2 separate regions of the Homo sapiens genome follow, and region 2 is linked to region 1. Evidence: chromatin loops called from intact Hi-C (ENCODE). Cell type or tissue: adrenal gland. All regions are shown on one strand. Each heading gives the region's core, and the rest is flanking DNA. Links, peaks and the distances in the headings are about the cores only. Region 1 holds the start of LRRC66 (leucine rich repeat containing 66). Region 2 has its middle 14 kb from the start of DCUN1D4.

What was found. Peaks named below come from ENCODE experiments on the same cell type or tissue, not always from the same donor. Only the 100,000 strongest peaks of a DNase experiment are listed, where the experiment ranks them.
Region 2: a loop joins it to region 1, with 10 times the contacts of the local background. A loop is called at or near these places in 37 of 110 quality-filtered maps.

What each region holds. Positions count from the first base shown.
Region 1 is chr4:52,017,412-52,027,297 of GRCh38, reverse strand. It overlaps LRRC66 (leucine rich repeat containing 66), which reads left to right and starts at 6,935. Exons shown (of 5, transcript NM_001024611.3): 1 at 6,935-6,994; 2 at 9,680-9,886. The coding sequence starts at 9,685. SGCB (sarcoglycan beta) reads left to right here. Exons shown (of 6, transcript NM_000232.5): 6 at 3,138-6,592. The coding sequence ends at 3,341. In adrenal gland, for the core only: a CTCF peak has its summit at 1,124 (motif pointing right); no DNase peak of the experiment used is centred there.
Region 2 is chr4:51,824,437-51,834,687 of GRCh38, reverse strand. It overlaps a transcript of DCUN1D4 not described here. Among named protein-coding and RNA genes, the nearest start is that of DCUN1D4, 14 kb to the left of the region's middle. In adrenal gland, for the core only: a CTCF peak has its summit at 3,356; a DNase peak (open chromatin) is centred at 3,377.

The DNA.
Region 1 (9,886 bases), core at 1-8,000:
GTGCCATAAGTCCAAAAACTTTTTAATGTCTCACAATTCTGGTCAAAGTATACTTATTCAAAATGCCTTTGGGTACCTGCAATATGCTATTTAATTAAAGCGAATTAAATTTGTCTTACCAAGTATTACATGACAAAAGTGAACTTAAACGTAGGGACTTATCATTCTTTCTTATTAAAAAAAATTTCAATTTCATAGTTCCTGGGAAAAATACTTTTTAAAAGTAGTTGTTTTACTTTTATAAGCAGTTTTTCCCCCAGAACACATAATCCCATCTCTAAATAATAAAGATGGACATAAAATGTAATTCTTGCCAGAAACTCAGTTGCCTACAGAGTTAATTTGTATGTATATTGTGGTGTAAGAAGCCATTCTTCTAAGAACACTGTTGAAGAATAGCCACAGTACAACTGCTGTTCTCAGCAGTAGAAAGTCACAGAAGCAAGAGATTTGTTTAGAGACCATTAGCAACTTACCAAACCTTTTATTTTTTTCTACCTGCCACTTCTTGTCCCATTCTACCTTGTAGTTAATATGACAAATATTTAAATACTTTGAAATATACATATACACATATCAGTTTCTCTACTGTTAAAGGAAAATAACCTAGTATTAAAAAGATAATTAGCTTTATAACTTCGTTAATATCAGTGGTTAGTTCTAAAGTGTATAAGCCAATCATTAGAAATAATTTTATCAATTAAACTGCTTTTTTGAAAAAGCTGTTTAAGAAGCAATTTAGGCCGGGCGCGATGACTTACGCCTGTAATCTCAGCACTTTAGGAAGCCAAGGCGGGTGGATCACAAGGTCAGGAATTCGAGACCAGCCTGGCCAACATGGCGAAACCCCGTCTCTACTAAAAATACAAAAATTACCTGGGCGTGGTGGCGGGCGCCTGTAATCCCAGCTACCCGGGAGGCTGAGGCAGGAGAATCGCTTGAAACCAGGAGGCAGAGATTGCAGTGAACCCAGATCGCGCCACTGCACTCCAGCCTGGGAGACAGAGCAAAACTCCGTCTCAAAAAAAAAAAAAAAAAAAAAAAAAACCAACAACAAAAAACAATTTAAAGAAAGTAAAATTAAATGACCACAAGATGGCAGCATTGGAACAAATTGGAAAACTAGTCACTTAAGAATTACTGTCTATTCCATATACTACCACTGCATAATCAGTTAACCATCTCCATTATTTATAACCAATTTTCTCTCTTTGCTTTAAATACCCTCTGTAAGCCGATGCCTCCCAAATTTGGAATTGTGCTTTAACCTCTCCTCTGAACTAAGAGTTACATATCTAGCTGCCTGCTTAACATTATCCATTTTGATATCTGATAGGCATCTCACATTTAACAATTGAAAAGTTAGATTCTCCATCCCCACAAGCATGCATTTCTTTCAGTATTCTTGTACCATTAAATGACACCCATCAGTCCATAGCAAAGCCTTCTGGCTCTACCTTCAGAAGATACAGAGTCTTGCTGTTTCTCACCACCTCGGCCATCACCACCCTGATGTAAACTGCCATCATTCCCTGCCTGGATGGTTGGAACAGCCTCCTGGCTGATCTTCTTACTTCCAAGTATTCACTCCCATAGTCTGTTTTCTACCCAACAGCCAGAGTGGCCATTTTAAAAAGATCAAGTCATTTCTGTATTCAGAATCCTCCAAATGCTTCCCGTATAATTTGGAATAAAATCTAAAGTCTATTCCCTGCCTACATGTCTGATCCTCAGTTATTTCTTTGACTCATCTCCTACTGGTTGTTCCCTTCACCCTCCGTGCTTCTTCCACACTGGCCTCATAGCTGTCCCTGGAATCCAGGCACATCTTCACCTCGGGGCCTTTGCAGACACTGTTACCTCTGCTTTGAGTACCCTTCCCCAGTTACCTAGACAGCTTCCTCCCTCACTTCCTCTAGTTTCTGTTGGAATGTGTGACCTTATCAAACCACAGGTGGTCCTTCCTGAGCACCCTGTGTAAAACTCAGTCCCCATCTGCTCACTCTCTACTTATCCTGCTTTATTTCTCCTCATAGCATTTATCCCACCTGATGTCTTATGTGTTTTACTGTTCATTTTTTTTATTGTCTCCCCCTACCCCATTAAAACATCAACTCAATAAGAACTTGGGCTTTGCCTGTTTTACTTACTGCTGTATTCCCCAGCACCTAGAATAGTGTCTGGCATACAGCAGGCACTCAGTAATTATTTGTTGAGTGAATGAAAAGAAGAAAGGAGGAAAGGGAGAAAGCAAGAGAGTCCTAAGAGTCACTAAAAAGAAGGATTTTAAGGAACTACAATAAGAGAATGTTTCTGGAACAGTGGGCGTGAAGAACCTCCAGACTAGAGTGCCTGGTCTTCAAATTATATGGTTTGAATCTTCATTTGCAGTGTTGCAAAAACATTGGAAATTAAAATTAATTCCCTCTAGGAGGAAAAGTCTTTTTTTTTTTTTTTTTTTTTTTTTTTTGAGACAGTGTCTCGCTCAGTCACCCAGGCTGGAGTGCAGCGGTGTGATCTCTGCTCACTGCAAGCTCCGCCTCCCGGGTTCACGCCATTCTCCTTCCTCAGCCTCCCAAGTAGCTGGGACTACAGGTGCCCACCACCACGTCCCGCTAAGTTTTTGTATTTTTAGTAGAGACGAGGTTTCACCGTGTTAGCCAGGATGGTCTCGATCTCCTGAACTTGTGATCCGCCCACCTCGGCCTCCCAAAGTGCTGGGATTACAGGCATGAGCCACCGCGCTTGGCCAGGAAAAGTCTTTTTGTACTCATGATCACAAACTTACCAATCAGTACCTTTGTTATAGTTCTCTTAGGACTTACAAATGAAAATGATCTGAAACTTTATCAACATCAATTTTATTATGAACTTAGGAATTCTGATGTAATTTTAACTAACAATAGAGGAATTATGTTGCAGATTTATTTACATATGTTATGGATATATGAAGTGAAGAAGTCACTCATTGAATCCTGATATTTTGTTTTTTATTGTTGCTGTTGTTGTTTTGTTTGTGACTTTACTCTTTCTTACTGCTTGCTTTTCTCATTGATATTTCAGGAAGTTTTGTTTACTGACTTTGTTCTGTACCCCCTCATGGAGGTAAATAAATCATATTACTATTCTCCTAATAGGAAAACAGTATCATCCTAAATGGATCTGTGATGGTCAGCACCACCCGCCTACCCAGTTCCTCCAGTGGAGACCAGTTGGGTAGTGGTGACTGGGTACGCTACAAGCTCTGCATGTGTGCTGATGGGACGCTCTTCAAGGTGCAAGTAACCAGCCAGAACATGGGCTGCCAAATCTCAGACAACCCCTGTGGAAACACTCATTAAAAGAACCCCAGAGGTCACCAACATGTTTATATCTTGACTTGACTTTTTTATGCATGCAAATCATTGTTTTTACAGAGTTTGTGATAACTCATAATTATTTTAATGGCAGAGCACTGCTGTATCTGTTTTATGGTCTACATAGTTAAAATCTTCTCAGAGAGCCTAAATTCTAATACATTTTATTAATTTATACTAATCTTCATATTTACTGTTCTCTAAAATAATTATGAGAAGCAAATAAAATCAAAAGTCATGTTTAAAGACGTGTTTTTAAAATTCCACTATCCCTTTTCTAAAGGTTAAAGGTCTGAAGCAGCTGTTTAGATTCACTGTAAGTAAACTTTGGTAACTCTAATGGGGATAGACCCACTTAAGATATTTAAAAAGGTATGGCATCAGCGTTTCATGCTCTGCCTTTTAGCTTCTAAAAGGAAAGATGCAGATTTCTAGTGCATTAAGCCTGAGCCATATTCTCACATGCAAGTGAAGTCATTAAAGAACTTTACATATGTGAGATAGAAACAATGGTTCCTTAGTTTTGCACTGGGAAGAAAATATTTTGTAAAAGAATGTTTATTTGAAATAATGATAACTATCAATTGTTCACAATGTGGTGGAAATTAAAACACCATCTCAGCTTTAACTTTTAAATAATAATGATAACTATCTTTATTGAGCATCTTCTACATCCTAGGCATTGTCCTAGGCATTGCATGTTTATATCCCCAATTCTCACCACAACCCTGCAAGTAGGTGGTATTATCCAAGTTTTACCCATTAAGAAACTGAAGATCAGAGAAGTTAAGAAACTTGCTCAACATCATATAGTAAGTAGCAGAGTTGGGATTGGAATTCAGGCATGACTCAAACCTGGATGTACTTGATTCCAAATGCCATGTTGTTTTCACTCTCTGCACTGACTTTTTAATTATTTAAAACTCTAGAAAGATGAACAAAGGTTAATTTAAACTTACCTAAGAAGATGAGAATCAAACAAAACAGATATGCTTACTCTAGTTAAAAAGAAAATAAATCTCATGTCAGACCCAGAAAGGACCAATCACTGTCCGATTGTAAGCTATGTTGGGCCAATTCCAAAATATTATACGATGGAGAGGTCAAATTTACCTACTTCTGAGTTACCTCAGTTTCCCAACAATGGACCTTGGCACACTGGAGTAACAATACATAACAGAGTTGCCAAGATATTTATACCCTCAGCACTCGGGGCAACACAGTGGAAAGTGGGGAGGCCATAGACCCAAACAAGTTCTTTGGGCCAGGCATGGCCTAGTAAGTACACCATGCCTCGAAAATAAGTCCAGAAGCACTGGACTAAAGAGTGCTAATGCAGGAAATAATACACATAATTTTTAGGTAAGGATAATAATTTATCTCTGCTCCTAATATTACTATCCCATTGTAATTATTTATAACCCTCAAGCCAGTTGATTTTTAATATATTTGATTGGAAAAGAACTCTCTGGTATTATTAAGACTCACACAGAATCAGGGACAGGGCCCCCAAAGGAGTTTGCTGTAAAATAGGCAGTAGAGTTGTGGCATGGGCCCAACCCTGCATTCAAGTGTAACAGCATTCTGTCAGGGTCACTTTGAATTGTGCACATAAGAAAACCAATACAAAAAACAATTTGTATTCAATATTGTCACATTTCTCTCTGGTAGAAAAATCAAATACCTTAGAGATTATGAAGTCATTAATTTATACTGAAATTGGATTGACTTACTACCTAACACTGAGCGCTGTTTTTAAATGAAAAGAATGAGATTTATAACCACTTGAGTGTTATTGCAGTGATATTTGAACTCATTTGAATATATTCAGTATCATTTAATGTCTGAATTCAGAAAAAAATGCCGAAATTTTTATTCAGATGGTCCATAAATTAAATTGCATATTCATTACTTATCTGCTCTATTTAGATTTATTTTAAAAGTTTATTTAAGTAAATATTTTTATAAAAACCAGAAAACACTGTATTACAAAATATTATTTATTAAATGTAGTTCAGGAAATAATCTATTTTTACTCTTTTTTGGGAAATACTTGTGTTTTTGATACATCTCCATGAAGTTCTTTTGAGAGGAGAGGCTATTTTGATGTTTTTATACAACTGAAGGTTAACAGCCATAGCATTTTATGATACTTTACAGGTAGTCCTGGCTTTTTCCCTGAAACATAAGCTTGGAAAATCTATTAGAAAGCAGAACAGGGCAAACTCTCCATTTTACTTATGGCTTTTCTAATTTTTAATTAATTAATTTATTTTTTTGAGACAGAGTCTTGTTCTGTCGCCAGGCTGGAGTGCAGTGGCACAATCTCGGCTCTCGGCTCACTGCAACCTCTGCCTCCCAGGTTCAAGCGATTCTCCTGCCTCAGCCTCCCGAGTACCTGGGACTACAGGCATGTGCCACAGTTCCCGGCTAATTTTTGTATTTTTAGTAGAGACGGGGTTTCACCATGTTGGCCAGGATGGTCTCAATCTCTTGACCTCGTGATCTGCCTGCCTTGGCCTCCCAAAGTGCTGGGATTACAGGTGTGAGCCACCACGCCTGGCCGGCTTATTTTTATCCACAGTAAATCTTCAGCAACTCATTGTCTCCACCAGATAGTATTTTTCTGTAAATGAAATGCTGACTTCGCCTCTTCCTGCTGTATGCTCATCCCTGCACTGAGCACAGATATGACAAGCAGTAGCCATGGGGGAGGTGGGTGACAAAGATAGGACCCCGGGAGGGGGCGCAGGTACATGCTAGTTTCAATTACCACAGTATTCTAGAGACGGGTTGCAATGACAAGGGGGGCAAATGAAATCAATGCAAGATTTCTTAATAATGGGCAGACAGAAAAATGTAAAACCACACAAAACGGACTGCTGATAATATTTTAAAATATACTTATTTGTCTTCTTTTTGCATTGTGAAAAAAACAAAATAAATTTTGTGTGATAATTTTGATGATGAAAGGTGGAAGTTCTACCTAGATTTGAATGAGTGTTTTTTTAAGGGAATGAGAATGTCATGGTGCTAAACCTGACAAATAAGAGATCATTGAAATGCTGAAAATTTTAACAGTCTTCTTAAAAGTATTGAGGGGGCAAAAATTACCAATTATGGTATACAAAAATAAGCCTATAAATGTGTTTCACATTGCTAACTTGAGTTTCAGTTGATTCAGTTTGTAATAACTAGTAATGAGCTTCTGTTTACAATAAAAATTCTGTAAATTGTTTGCTGTTAATTTTTTAAGGGTTATATATTAACTGTTTTCTACTTAGTCATGCGAACGTGATGAATTTAAATATGGCTTGAGAATGGGACGCTGTCAGTATTTATGTAATCTCTCTGGACTCCTAGAACTCAAAGTTAGAAAGTTGTACATTCCAAGTTTTGAATGCCCTCCTCTCTGTGCATTGCAGAAGGCCTCTCTCCAGTGGTGCTTCCCTGGTGTCCTAGGGGAAAGTGCACACTGTCACCATGGCAGGAGGCCAAAGCCGGAGATGAAAGGGTGAGGGCTGGCCACTGGGCAGCCTTGATGGCAGGTTGGGTGGAGCCTCAAAGGTTCAGGTCTTAAATCCCTACCTGGCTTGATCCAGATATCCACCCATTTGATAACCACTTAGGATACGAAGGTATGTCTTAGAGGCATTATTACTTTCCAGGTCTTGTCCTTACCCGAAATAGCCTCTGTTGCTTTTTTCCTTCAGTTTTGCCACCCTTTCTTTTATGTATAAATGAACTCTTCATTTCCTTTCTATAATACTTTGTTTTTTTGTGCTGCCTTCTTCCTATCTTTCACTTGCTGACTCACAAATGTACACACCCAGTATTTCTAACTGCTTCCTCCTACTTCAGCTTGACTATTTCCATTTTGAAATTTACATTTTGCCTAATTGTTTCCAGTTTTCTAAGCAACTTTTTCTGGAGTTCTGAGTGGTTCCTTACCTAATACATATAAATTTATAAATAGTATGATTTTTTTAACAAATTAATACCTTTCACTTTAAGATATAAGATTCCTTGTCTAGCTGTTTTGAACTCAAACCTAACATGTATAAATCTCTTCAGCTTAAAAAGAACCAGGGCAATTTTAATTCATGTCCCCTTAAGAAAAAGTATTTTTCAACCATGTCTTTCTCTTCAGCACTACAAAGTAATGTACCTGTGAATGGTGACTATATTTTTTTGTTGCTGATTTTGTTACATTAGCTTGGTGCACCATTGTATATATAATGATCTCAGCTTTGAACGTAGAAAAAATATCTTTGTTCCTGGGCAAATCAATTCAATTTCTAGTATTGCATAAGAAGCACACTGTAAAAATAAATCACTCCTCCATGCTGTAGGCTACCTTTGCTGTTCATGGCCATGTGTACCTGAATTTAAATGCCCTTGAAAATATGGGAGGATTGACCTTGTATGAAACAAAAGTTTTAAAGTTACATTGTAAATTTCATTCACTTCACTCCATGCATTCATTTACACACAAACAACATAACCCAGTGACAGACTGCAGACTATTAAAAATGTAAAACATTGGATAGATAGATAGATAGATAATGTTCCTTTTTTTTTTGGGAGTTCAGAACAGATACAAAGCAAAACAATAGCAACGCTGAATGTTACTAATGTGTATCAATTCCTTCAGTGTTTACTGAAAGATTTCTGTAAGAATAAAGACAAATTTGGAGGCTAAAGCAGGAAAAATGACCAGGCCATAAGATGTGAGATGAATCTGGAAGGATACACAAGACTGTGGCTGGCCGGGTGTGGTGGCTCACGCCTGTAATCCCAGCACTTTGGGAGGCCAAGGTGGGCGGGTCACCTGAGGTCAGGAGTTCGAGACCAGCCTGACCAACATGGAGAAACCTCATCTCTACTAAAAATACAAATTAGTGAGTTGTAGTGGCACATGCCTGTAATCCCAGCTACTCGGGAGGCTGAGGCAGGAGAATTGCTTGAACCCGGGAGGCGGAGGTTGTGGTGAGCTGACATGGCGCTCTTGCACTCCAGCCTGGGTAACAAGAGCGAAACTCCATCTTAAGACTGTGGCTAAGAGGAAAAGGCATTGAACTTGGAACTGGGAATGAACTGAAAGTGAATTTCAGTATGCGATATGCATAGATCATTCTTTGCAGAAGCCACATCTTGTAGTGGCTCCACATGAACTTATCAAGCTAGGTCATTAAGTTTACCTAGATAACACAGGCTTTGAATACCAACCTGAGGGATTTGGACTATAGGCAATAAGGAGCCCTTTGAGGATTTCAAATGAAGGAATAATATAGGAAATACGTTATTGTAGGAAAATAATCCTTTGGAGTCACCTAGGATGGATCACAAAGAAGGAAAGTCAAGAGGCAGAGGCAAGAAAGTCAGTTAAGCCATTTTAGTATTTCAGACTGCAGTGATGAAAACTAAACTGAGTGCCATTAGAACAGAAAGGAAGGGACAATTTCTTGGAAACTCATATACTCAATAATGTGATTATTTGTACACACAGTGGCTTTTAAGTGGAATTTAGTTTAAAACAAATCACAAAAATTACCCATTTTTAAACTTATTTTTGTGATACATTCAGCCATTGTAATTTGTACACACTTCTTTTTAAAAACTTTGAATTTTTTCTCAAAAATGTTTGGTACAAAAGATACTCAATGTTTCTGTATCGTATTACATCTTCATGGCTTGGAGCCAGAACATGTATTTGATAACACATTATGTTGTATGTATCTAAATGATTTCATAATGATTTGAAAAGTCACACAAGCCACACAGCAAAACTTGTATTTCTTCTAGTCATGAAAAGTAAGAGCCTCTTTTGTGAGTTAAACTTTTTACTCATAGAGTTATGGAGGGTCACGGTTTAGTGTAACTGGTTGTCATTTATGTAATAAACTACATGGTTGATTACTATGTTGTAGATAAGCATAATAGACTTTGCTCTGTATTAATGGCCTGCAAAGAAACAGGGAAGTCTTTAATCTTGGTAAGGTTTCATTCATCCCAAAGCACACTGTGGAGTGAAAACTACTGGAAAAGCAGATGCAGAGGTGAGGCCTAACTGAATATGTATTTTCTGAAAAATCAGGGGAGTCCTTTCTTTAAAATGTGACATAAATGTAATTTTATACTATGGCTATTTCATTTTGGTAGCTACATTTTCATGCCCCAGTAAGAAATCAAACATTCGCTTAAATTGGCAACCAAGACAAGATAACTTTCCGAAATCTTAAATTGAAAATTAAATTTGCTGCTTATTGCTGTTAGTTTTTATATATTATTGTGAATAAGTCAATTCATTTTCCTTTTTCCAGGCATTATGAAAAACCTCTATTTCAGAGTCATTACCATAGTTATAGGTCTTTATTTTACTGGAATAATGACAAATGCATCAAGAAAAAGCAATATTTTATTCAATTCTGAATGCCAATGGAATGAATATATTCTGACAAATTGTTCTTTTACCGGAAAGTGTGATATACCTGTGGACATATCACAGACAGCAGCCACTGTGGATGTAA
Region 2 (10,251 bases), core at 943-8,942, 190 kb after region 1:
GCTCCCATTTTCGGGACAAGGCCCATTCTCAGCGAGTAAAGGCAAACCTCACTCTTTGTTCCCTAAACTTGTGAATAGGCTGAAGAAGATTAAAAAGAGCTTGAACAACATCCTTGAGGAAAGCCGTGGAGAAGGAGCCTGAAGACTCAGAAGGAGAATAGACTAGTGCCAAGATTATTCTATTTTAATGATCTAGGGAAGGGTATAGGGCCAGTCGGGTGTGTAAAAGCCTCATGTCCTTTCAGCATCATGAAATGGAGATGCTTCTTTCTTCCCTGCCTCCCTGAAGCACTCTCAGTTTGTGCTACTGGAGCACAAACTACCACCCCCAAAACCCCCAGCACACATACGAAGTATAGACCCCAAGGGAATCAGCCTAATTCAGACACCCTAGACATGTTTGTATTTAGGACCTATTTTGATTAACTTGCCCTTATCAAAACTTGCTTTTCCAACGTCTCATTCCCTCAGATCCTTGTGGATGATTGGCTTGCTGTTCTCGGTTAGGGGAGAAATATAGATGAGTTAAGATATTACCCCTTGCAAACAGATTTACAGCAAAAAAAAAAAAAAGAAAAAAAAAAGAAAGAAGAAAAGAAAAGAGAGAGAGAGAGAGAGAGAGAGAGAGAGAGAGAGAGAGAGAGAAAGACTCCTAACAAACAAATGGCTCAACACCAAAACCTAAAATACTTCCCCAAGCCAGGCTCCCACTCTGCAAAATCTCCCCCCTTCTACTCTTGGTATACAAATCCTCATCCACCTTGATGCCACAGCTTAAAGCTCACCTCCATTAAGCCTTCCTTGACTGAGGCTCCCCACAGTCATGTCTTTTTCCGCTTACTGCCTCCAGCACTAGAACAGAATTTTGCAGGAGAACCAGAACCAGAACCAGAACAAAAGGGAATGGAATCTTGGGGCTAGATAATCTCAGAGGTGAGCTCAGCACATTCTCCCCTTTCACAGGTGAGGAAAGGAAGACACAGAAGTGGCCAGCCTGTGGGCATCAGTGGGCTGTTTGGGGGACATCTGGAGTTGTTTCTGTTTAGCCCTCCTGTCTTTGGCTGAGAAGGACTCCTTCATCTATTGGGAAACTGTTTACTCCACCATTTATGCAACAAAGTTTTAATAGGGGTTGCCAGTCAGGGAGACTCCCACTCCCAGAGAGCATGTGATCTCAGCTGGACCAATGAACATCCTTCCCTGGAATTCTAAAAATTAGAATTAAGGAGAAGCAGCCTTCTCTGGCTGTGAGCTCATAGCTACCAGTAACCATGGCTCCCACCTCATAGAAAAAGCTAGTCTAAGAGAAATAGGCAGAAACACTCATTTCCTTGCATATTCATTTCATTCATGAAACAACCATTATTTATCCAGGGCCTTCAATGTGTCAGACACTGTCCTGGGCTCTAGGCATTATACATTGAGCAAGAATGGACCCAGTTGCTGCCCTCATGGGGCTTGCCTTAAATAATCATGTAAGCAAAGTAAAACTACCATTTTAACAAGTAGTGAGATGAAAAAGTGCACAGATTTTTTTGAGAGCTATGGAATCTGGCTCAGTTGCTGTATACAGTTGTGCAATTTGTGCACTGCACAAAACAGCATGAGCCAAGGGGCCAAGTGGGCTGAAATGTCATACTCTGCTCATCAAGCCAAGAGCCCTGGCGAGAAGCTGTGTTTGCTCAGAAAAAGGGGCACTCTGTTTTTCACATACTGGCACTGTCTAGCCAAAGGGATCACCTTTTTCTAATTTGCCCCAAACACTTGAGTGGAACAGCCAGGAATCTGGGTGTGATCCAGTCAGGGAGTTGAGTGGTAGGAGGGGGAGGCTTCACTGAGGAGGTGACTGGAATCACATGAACAATGAGCAAAAGATAAACTAAGTTGGAGGAAAGAGCTTTCCAGACACAGGGAACAGCCTATGCAATGGCCTTGTCTTGATGATGACTTTCTAGCCCCTGGTTTCAATCACTCCCAAGGCCTGGCCAATTCTCTGGCCTTCCAGGGCATTGGTCTCATGGCAATCCATCCCCCTCTGTAGTTCAAGTTAGGTTTCTGTCCGTTGAAACCAGGAAAGTCACAGCTCATAGAGCAAAACTTGTCCAACTCTCTTTCCTCCCAAGTCCAGGGAGCCTCCATTATCTCTACCAGACCCCTTCCTTCCATGATAGAAACTTCTACTCTGTATGACTTGCTCTCCTTTAGGGCAAGAACTCTATTGTTGATGATTTAGCACTGTCTCTAGCAGATAATAGAAGCTCAATAAACATTTCACAAATCAAGATTTGACAAATTCTTTGCTAGTAGTCATTTCATCCACCATGGCTGGACGATGTGGTGAAGTACTGAGGGATAGGTTGGCTTTTCTGTACTTCTCTCATCACCCTCCAAATTCATCCACAGGTTTCTACTGGTACTATTTCTATACGCAGTCTCGGGCTTATACTTATGTTAGTAGATGACTCTGATTTGAGTCTGATGACTCTAGAATTTGTCTATGGATAGCTAGAGTGGTTGATTTCATGAGGAAAAGAGTCTGCAGCTTTTATTCTGTCTCAGTATGTTGAGTGCCAGTGGGCCACCTTTAGGTTAAGGTGTTTTCCAGATCTGAAAGTCTATTGCTGAATGTTAAAGATGACTTTCACTCTGTGCTTAATATCCACTAGGGCCCTGTCTAGAGGTGTCAGGCAACTTGAAATCCTCTGTGGTTTTGTCATCCAACAACAGTCTGCTTTCCCATTGGTCTCTGTATTATTCTTAGATTAAAGGCAATCACTCTTTGCGGCATATCCTTCCCCTGCAACTCCAGGGCCTGAAGAATTTCAGCTTCTTATCGCATCTCATGCTGTTGCTGCTGCTGCCACCACCATTGCTATTAGTTTTGTTAAAGAAGCTGGTGTTTGAAGCTTTTTGTTAAAAAGGCTGGTATTTGAGCTGGTGTTTGAGACTCATGTCCCTTTTTAATAAGCCGGACTCTATTGGCTGAGACCCAGGCTGACCTACAGAGGCTGCTGAATAAACCGATATTTGGGCATAAGAATCATAGAATTAGGTTGCTATTCTTCCCAGAATCTTGGGACCCAAGGGTTTCGAGAGTATCTTTCATTCTTTTCACAATTCATCTCATAAGAGGATAAACATGAAGACAATGCTTCCATCAGATTCTGTTCACACTTTCTCCCCCAAGACTATAGAACCAGCAAATCTATTGAAACCGGGTGGTGGGGGTTGCAAAAAGATGGTACACCTACATTTTGCAATGAAATAGCCAAGGTTTGATCTTGGCTCTTCCACCCAACAGAGGACATTGTTATATGGCCTTTCCAGGCAAGATTTTCTGTCTCTAAAATGGCCCAATGGCGCCACCTGCCTCACAGGCCTGTTGTGGGGACTCAAACAGACAATGCATAATGCGAAAGACAGGATAATGGCAAAGGAGACTGTAGATGTGATTAAGGACCCTGAGCTGGGGAGGTTATCCTGGATTCTCACTGTGGGCCTCATGCAATCACAAGTGTCCTTAGAAGTGAAGGAAGGAATCAGAGAAGAAGATGTGATAAAGTCAGAGTAAGGCGATTGCTGGAAGGAGCCAGGAGCCAAGAGCCAAGGAACGTGGTGACCTCTAGAAACTGAACAGGGCAAGGAAACAGATTTCCCCTAGAGCCTCCAGAAGGAACACAGCCCTGACAACACCTGGATTTAATCCCATGAGAGCCATTTTGGGGTTCTGATTCAAGAACTGTAAGACAATGAATATGTGCTGTTTTGAGCCACTAAAATTTGCGGTAATTTGTTATAGCAGTCATAAGAAATTAATACGGCATGTAAAACACTTATTCAGGTACCTGATAAAATTTCATAAGTTGTTGTGGCTTTCACTATTATTTTTGTTTCCTTTAGTCAGATCACTTTTGTTATAAATGATAAAAGTTCAACCTGTATAGCTTAGGTAAAAAAGGAGTAATCAAAACAAAGCAAAACAGGTATGCTAATAGAAGAAAACTTATTTATTGAGCACTGGCCCTGACATTGAGAGAGGGGCCCCAGTGGCTTGCCTGGGATCATGTAAAACAAAAAGCAGATACTCTTGCCCAGGACTTTTCACTTTTACAACGTGGTGCAAAGGTACAAGAGTGTATTAGAGATCGTCACTTGACTCCAGCAAAGTTGAGAGTCTAACAGCAACACAGAGAATTCAGAAGCAGCAGAGTCCAGCATTATGCAGGAAGTGTCTGGAGCACTGGCCTGGTGCCAGTGGCAGCATCCTAAGTGACCCATCTCTGTGGCAGGACTTAAATTATGCTCTAAACTGCTTGGTTCTTGCATAAGCTAGGGTTTTCAAACTTTCCATGCTTTCTATGAACTCCCCAGTGCTCTCCCACTAAATGAATCATCTGTATAAGTTAACCAGAGTCACTTTTGTTGTGTGCAACCAAGAATCTTGCCAAGTTCAGCAGACACAATCTAGTCTCAGGGTCAACTTGATCTAGGAACCGGAACACAAAGGGATTCCTCTCACTGTCTTGTTTCCACTTCTATGTATGTTTTGACTTGTTTTGGTTGTGATGGTGGTTTTGAGTTTTTTTGTGTGTGTGGTTTCACACACTTCTCATTTTGGTAAGGATATATTATCTTGCAGTTTAGGGTCACTCTTTAAAATGTGTGATCTCAGGATCTTGATTGGCAGGGCTTAAATCATGTGCGTATATCTAAGCCTATGGCACAGCAGGGGATGGAATAGAATTGGCCAGGACTGAATCATATAACTTCTTCTGGGGCCATTGGGTACTATGATTGGGAGCCCCAAAGGAACAACATAAAGTTAGTAAAGAAGGGGCAGTACTCCAAAGAAGGCATGAGGCTGTTTCCAGAAGAATAGAGGAAAGAAATGCTAAGCAGGAAATTTTTTTAAAGATGTCACTTTGTAATTGTTATTGTTATTTTATGACAATGCATTCATTTGTTTTAACAATACTTGTTGAGCACTTGCTATGTACCAAGCACTGTGCTAGACTCTAGGGATACAGCAATTAGCAAAACAGATAAAAAGTCATGTATAGAAATTCAAGGAACCCTGAAAAGGCAAAACAATATTGAAAAATAACAACAAATTTGGAAGCTCACACTTTCAGATTTTAAAACTTACTACAAATCTACAGTAATCAAGATGACGTGTTACTAGCATAATGATAGACATGTAGATCAATAAGATAAGACTCAGAGCACAGAAATAAAAATGTAAGCATTTATGGTTGATTGATTTTTGACAAGGCTGCCAAAACAATTCATCAGAGAAAGAATAGTCTTTTCAATAACCAGTGCTGGGACAACTGGATATCCACAGGCAAAAGGATAAATTTGCCTTGCTACCTCACACCATATACAAAAAATAACTCAAAATGGATCATTGACTTCAGTGTACGAGCTAAAACTGTAAATAAAGGCTTATAAGAAAACGTAGGCATACATTTTTTTGTGAACTTGGAATAGGCAATGGTTTCTTAGATATAATACCAAAAGCACAAGTGACACAAAATATACAGATAAACCGAACTTCATCAAAATTAAAAACTTTTGTGCTTCTAAGGACACCATGAGGAAAGTAAAAAGGCCATGCACAGAATGAGAGAAAATGTTTGCAAATCATATATCTTGCAAGGTATTGGTATTATGAACATATAAAGAACTCTCACACCTCAACTTTAGAAAGACAACTAGCTCAATTTCAAAATGGGCAAAGGACCTGAATAAACACTTCTCCAAAAAATATACACAAATGTCCAATAAGCATATGAAAAGTTTCCCAGTATCTTACTTATTAGGAAAGTGCAATTCAAAACCTCAGTGGGACACCCTTTCATACTTACTAGGATGGCTCTAATCAAAAGACAAATGATAACAGGTCTTGGCAAAAGTGTTACAGGCCAACACATCTGGGAGAAATTGGAACCCTTATACACTGCTAGTGAAAATGTAAAATGATAAAGCAGCTTTAGAAAGCAATTTTTCAAAAGATCAAAAAAGACAAGGCCGTTACATGATGACAAAGAGTTCAATTCAACAAGAAGATATAACTATACAAAATATATATTCACCCAACTCAGGAGTACTGAGATTCATAAAGCAAGTTCTTAGAAACCTACAAAAAGACTAAGACTCCCACACAACAGTAGTAGAAGACTTCAATACCCCATAGACAATATTAGACAACTCATCATGACAGAAAATTAACAAGGATATTCAGGACCTGAACTCAGCACTGGATCAAATGGACCCTGATAGACATCGACAGAACTCTCCACCCAAAAGCAATAGAATATGAATTCTTCTCTCAGTCACATGGCTCATACTCTAAAATTAATCACATAATTGGGCAGAAAACATTTCTCAGCAAATGCAAAAGAATTGAAATAATAACTACTATTTGAGACCACAGTGCAATGAAATTAGAAATCAAGACTAAGAAATTCATTCAAAACCATATAATTACATGGAAATTGAATAACATGCTCCTGAATAACTTCTGAGTAAATAATGGAATTAAGACAGAAATCAAGAAGTTCTTTGAAACTATGAGCACAAAGCTACAACATACCAGAATCTCTGGGACACATGTAAGGCAGTGTTACAAGGAAAATTTATAGCACTAAATGCCCACATCAAAAAGCTTAAAAGATCTCAAGTTGAAAACCTAACATCACAACTGAAAGAGCTAGAGAACCAAGAGCAAACAAATTCCAAAACTGGCAGAAGAAAAGAATGAACCAAAATCAGAGCTGAACTGAAGGAGATTGAGAAACGGAAAACCATTCAAAAGATCAGTGAATCCAGGAGCTGGTTTTTTGAAAGAAATTAATAAACTAGACCACTAGCTAGACTAATAAAGAAGAAAAGAGAGAAGGTTCAGATAAACACAATCAGAAACAATAAGGGGGATATTACCACTGACCCCACAGAAATACAAACAACCATTAGAGAATATTATGAAGATCTCTATGCACATAAACTAGAAAAATCTAGAAGAAATTGATAAATTCCTGGCACATAGACCCTCCCAAGACTGAACCAGGAAGAAATTGAATCCCTGGACAGACCAGTAATGAGCTCTGAAATTGGGTCAGTAATAAATAGCCTACCAACGAATAAAAGCCCATAACCAGACAGATTCACAGCTGAATTCTACCATATTTACAAAGAAGAGCTGGTATCATTCTTTCTAAATCTATTCCAAAAAATTGAGCAGGAAAAACTCTTCCCTAACCCATTCTATGAGGCTAGCATCATCCTGATACCAAAACCTGGCTGAAACACAACAAAAAAGAAAACTTCTGACCAATATTCTTGATGAAGATCGATGCAAAAATCCTCAACAAAATACTGGCAGGCTGAATCCAGCAGCGCATCATAAAACTTACCCACCATCATCAAGTAGGCTTCATCTCCAGGATGCAAGAATGGTTCAACATACATTAATCAGTAAATGTGATTCATCACATAAACAGAACTAAAGACAAAAACCAATGATTATCTCAATGGATGCAGAAAAGGCTTTCAATAAAATTCAACACCTTTCAGGGTAGAAACTCTCAATTAACTAGGTATCGAAGGAACATACCTCAAAATAATAAGAGCCATCTATGCAAACCCACAGCCAATATCATATTGAATGGACAAACGCTGGAAACATTCCTCTTGAAGCCCAGCATAAGATGGGGATGCCCTCTCTCGCCATTCCTATTCAACACAGTATTAGAAGTCCTGGCCAAGGAAATCAGGCAAGGGAAAGAAATAAATGGCATCCAAATAGAAACAGAGGAAGTCAGATTATCCCTATTTGCAGATGACATAACTGTATATCTAGAAAACCCCATGGTCTCAGCCCAAAAGCTCCTTAAGCTGATAAAGAACTTCAGCAAAGTCCCAGCATGCAAAATCATTGTGCAAAAACCTCAAGCATTCCTACATATCAACAACAGTCAAGCTGAGATCCAACTCTGAAATGCAATCCTATTCACAACTGCCACACAAAAGTAAAATACCTAGGAATACAGCTAACTAGAGAGGTGAAGGATCTCTACGATGAGAATTACAAAATACTGCTCAAAGAAATCAGAGATTACATAAACAAATGGAAAAACATTCCAAGCTCATGAATGGGAAGAATCAATATCACTAAAATGGCCATACTACCCAAAGCAATTTATAGATTCAATACCATTCCTATTAAATTACCATTGACATTCTTCACAGAAGTAGAAAAAAACTATAATATTTTTAAATTCATATGGAACTAAAAAAGAGCCTGAGTAGCCAAGGAAATTCACACAAAAAGAACAAAGCTGGAATTATCACACTACCTGACTTCAAACTATGCGACAGGCCTACAGTAACCAAAATATTATGGTAGTGGTACAAAAACAGACACATAGACCAAGGGAACAGAATAGAGAACACAGAAATAAGGTTGCATACCTACAACTATCTGATTTTCAACAAAAATAAGCAATGAGGGGAGGATTCTCTATTCAATACATGGTGCTGGGGTAACTAGCTAGCCATATGCAGAGGATTGAAATTTGACCCCTTCCTTACACCATATACAAAAATTAACACAAGATGGATTAAAGACTTAAATGTAAAACCCAAACTATAAAAACTCTGGAACATAACCTAGGCAATACTATTCTGAACCTAAGAATGGGAAAAGATTTCTTGACAAAGACACCAAAAGCAATGCAACACAAGAAAAAATTGACAAGTGGGATCTAATTAAACTACATAACTTCTGCACAGCAAAGGCAGTGATCAACAGAGTGAACAGACAACCTACAGAATGGGAGAAAACATTTGCAAACTGTGCATCTGACAAAGGTCTAATATACAGCATCTATAAAGATCTTAAATTTACAAGGAAAAGAAAAACAAACAAACCCATTAAAAAGTGGGCAAAGGACATAAATAGACACTTTGAAAGAAGACATACACGTGGCCAATAATAATATGAAAAAAAGCTCAACGTTACTGATCACTGGAGAAAGGCAAATCAAAACCACGATGAGATACCATCTCACCCCAGTCATAATAGTTACTATTAAAAGTTAAAAAATAACAGATGCTGGCAAGGTTGTGGAGAAAAAGGAATGCTTATACACTCTTCGTGGGAGTGTGAGTTACTTCAACCATTGTGAAGACAGTGTGGCAATTCCTCAAATACCTAGAAACAGAAATATCATTCAACCCAGCAATCCCATGACTGGGTATATACCCAAAGGAATTTAAGTCGTTCTATCATAAAGACACCTGTGTGTGTACATTCATTGCAGCACTATTCACAATAGCAAAGACATGGAATCAACCATAAATGCTCATCGATGGTAGACTGGATAAAAAAAATGTGGTACATATACACATGGAATACTGTGCAGCCATAAAAGAAGAATGAGATCATGTCTTTTGCAGGGACAGGGATGGAACTGGAGGCCATTATCCTTAGCGAACTAACGCAGGAACAGAAAACCAAAGTCCACATCTTCCCACTTAGAAGTGGGAGCTAAATGATGAGAACACATGGACACATAGAAGGGAACAATATATATTGGGGCCTATCAAAGGGTAGAGGGTAGGAGGTTGGAGAGGACTGGGAAAAATGGCTAATGGGTACTAGGCTTAATACCAGGGCGATGAAATGATCTGCACAACAAACCCCCATGACACTAGTTTACCTACCTATATAACAAACCTGCACATGTGCCTCTGAACTTAAAATAAGAGTTAAATTTTAAAAAACAGTTTTTCAAAAGTTTAAACATAGAGTTATCATATGCCCCTGTAATTCCTCTTAGACCTAGGCCTAAGTCAATGAGCTCATTGAATTTCTTTGGCCATTGTAATTGGTTCAGTGACAGGCACATGACTGAAGTCAAGTCAGTCAGAGCCAGCATGTATTTGAGGTACTCGAGTCTCCATCTCTCCTTCTGTATTAAACCTGGAAGAGCTACCTGAGCCATCTTGCCCTTAGAAAGGAAAACCTGTCTAAGAAGAGAGTCAATCCAGCAGAGGGCAGAGCCAAGAGACAGAAAGAATGAAACTGCATCCATATGAAATAATTGAGAACTTAGTACATTAGGTTGGGATTTAAGAGTCTTAACGCAATAAAAAACAGTCTTAAACAATGCAGTTTAAGCCATTAAGTTTACAGAAGTAGTTTCCCTTAATACTTTAAACTTCTGATAGAAATGTCAGCAGGCTGTG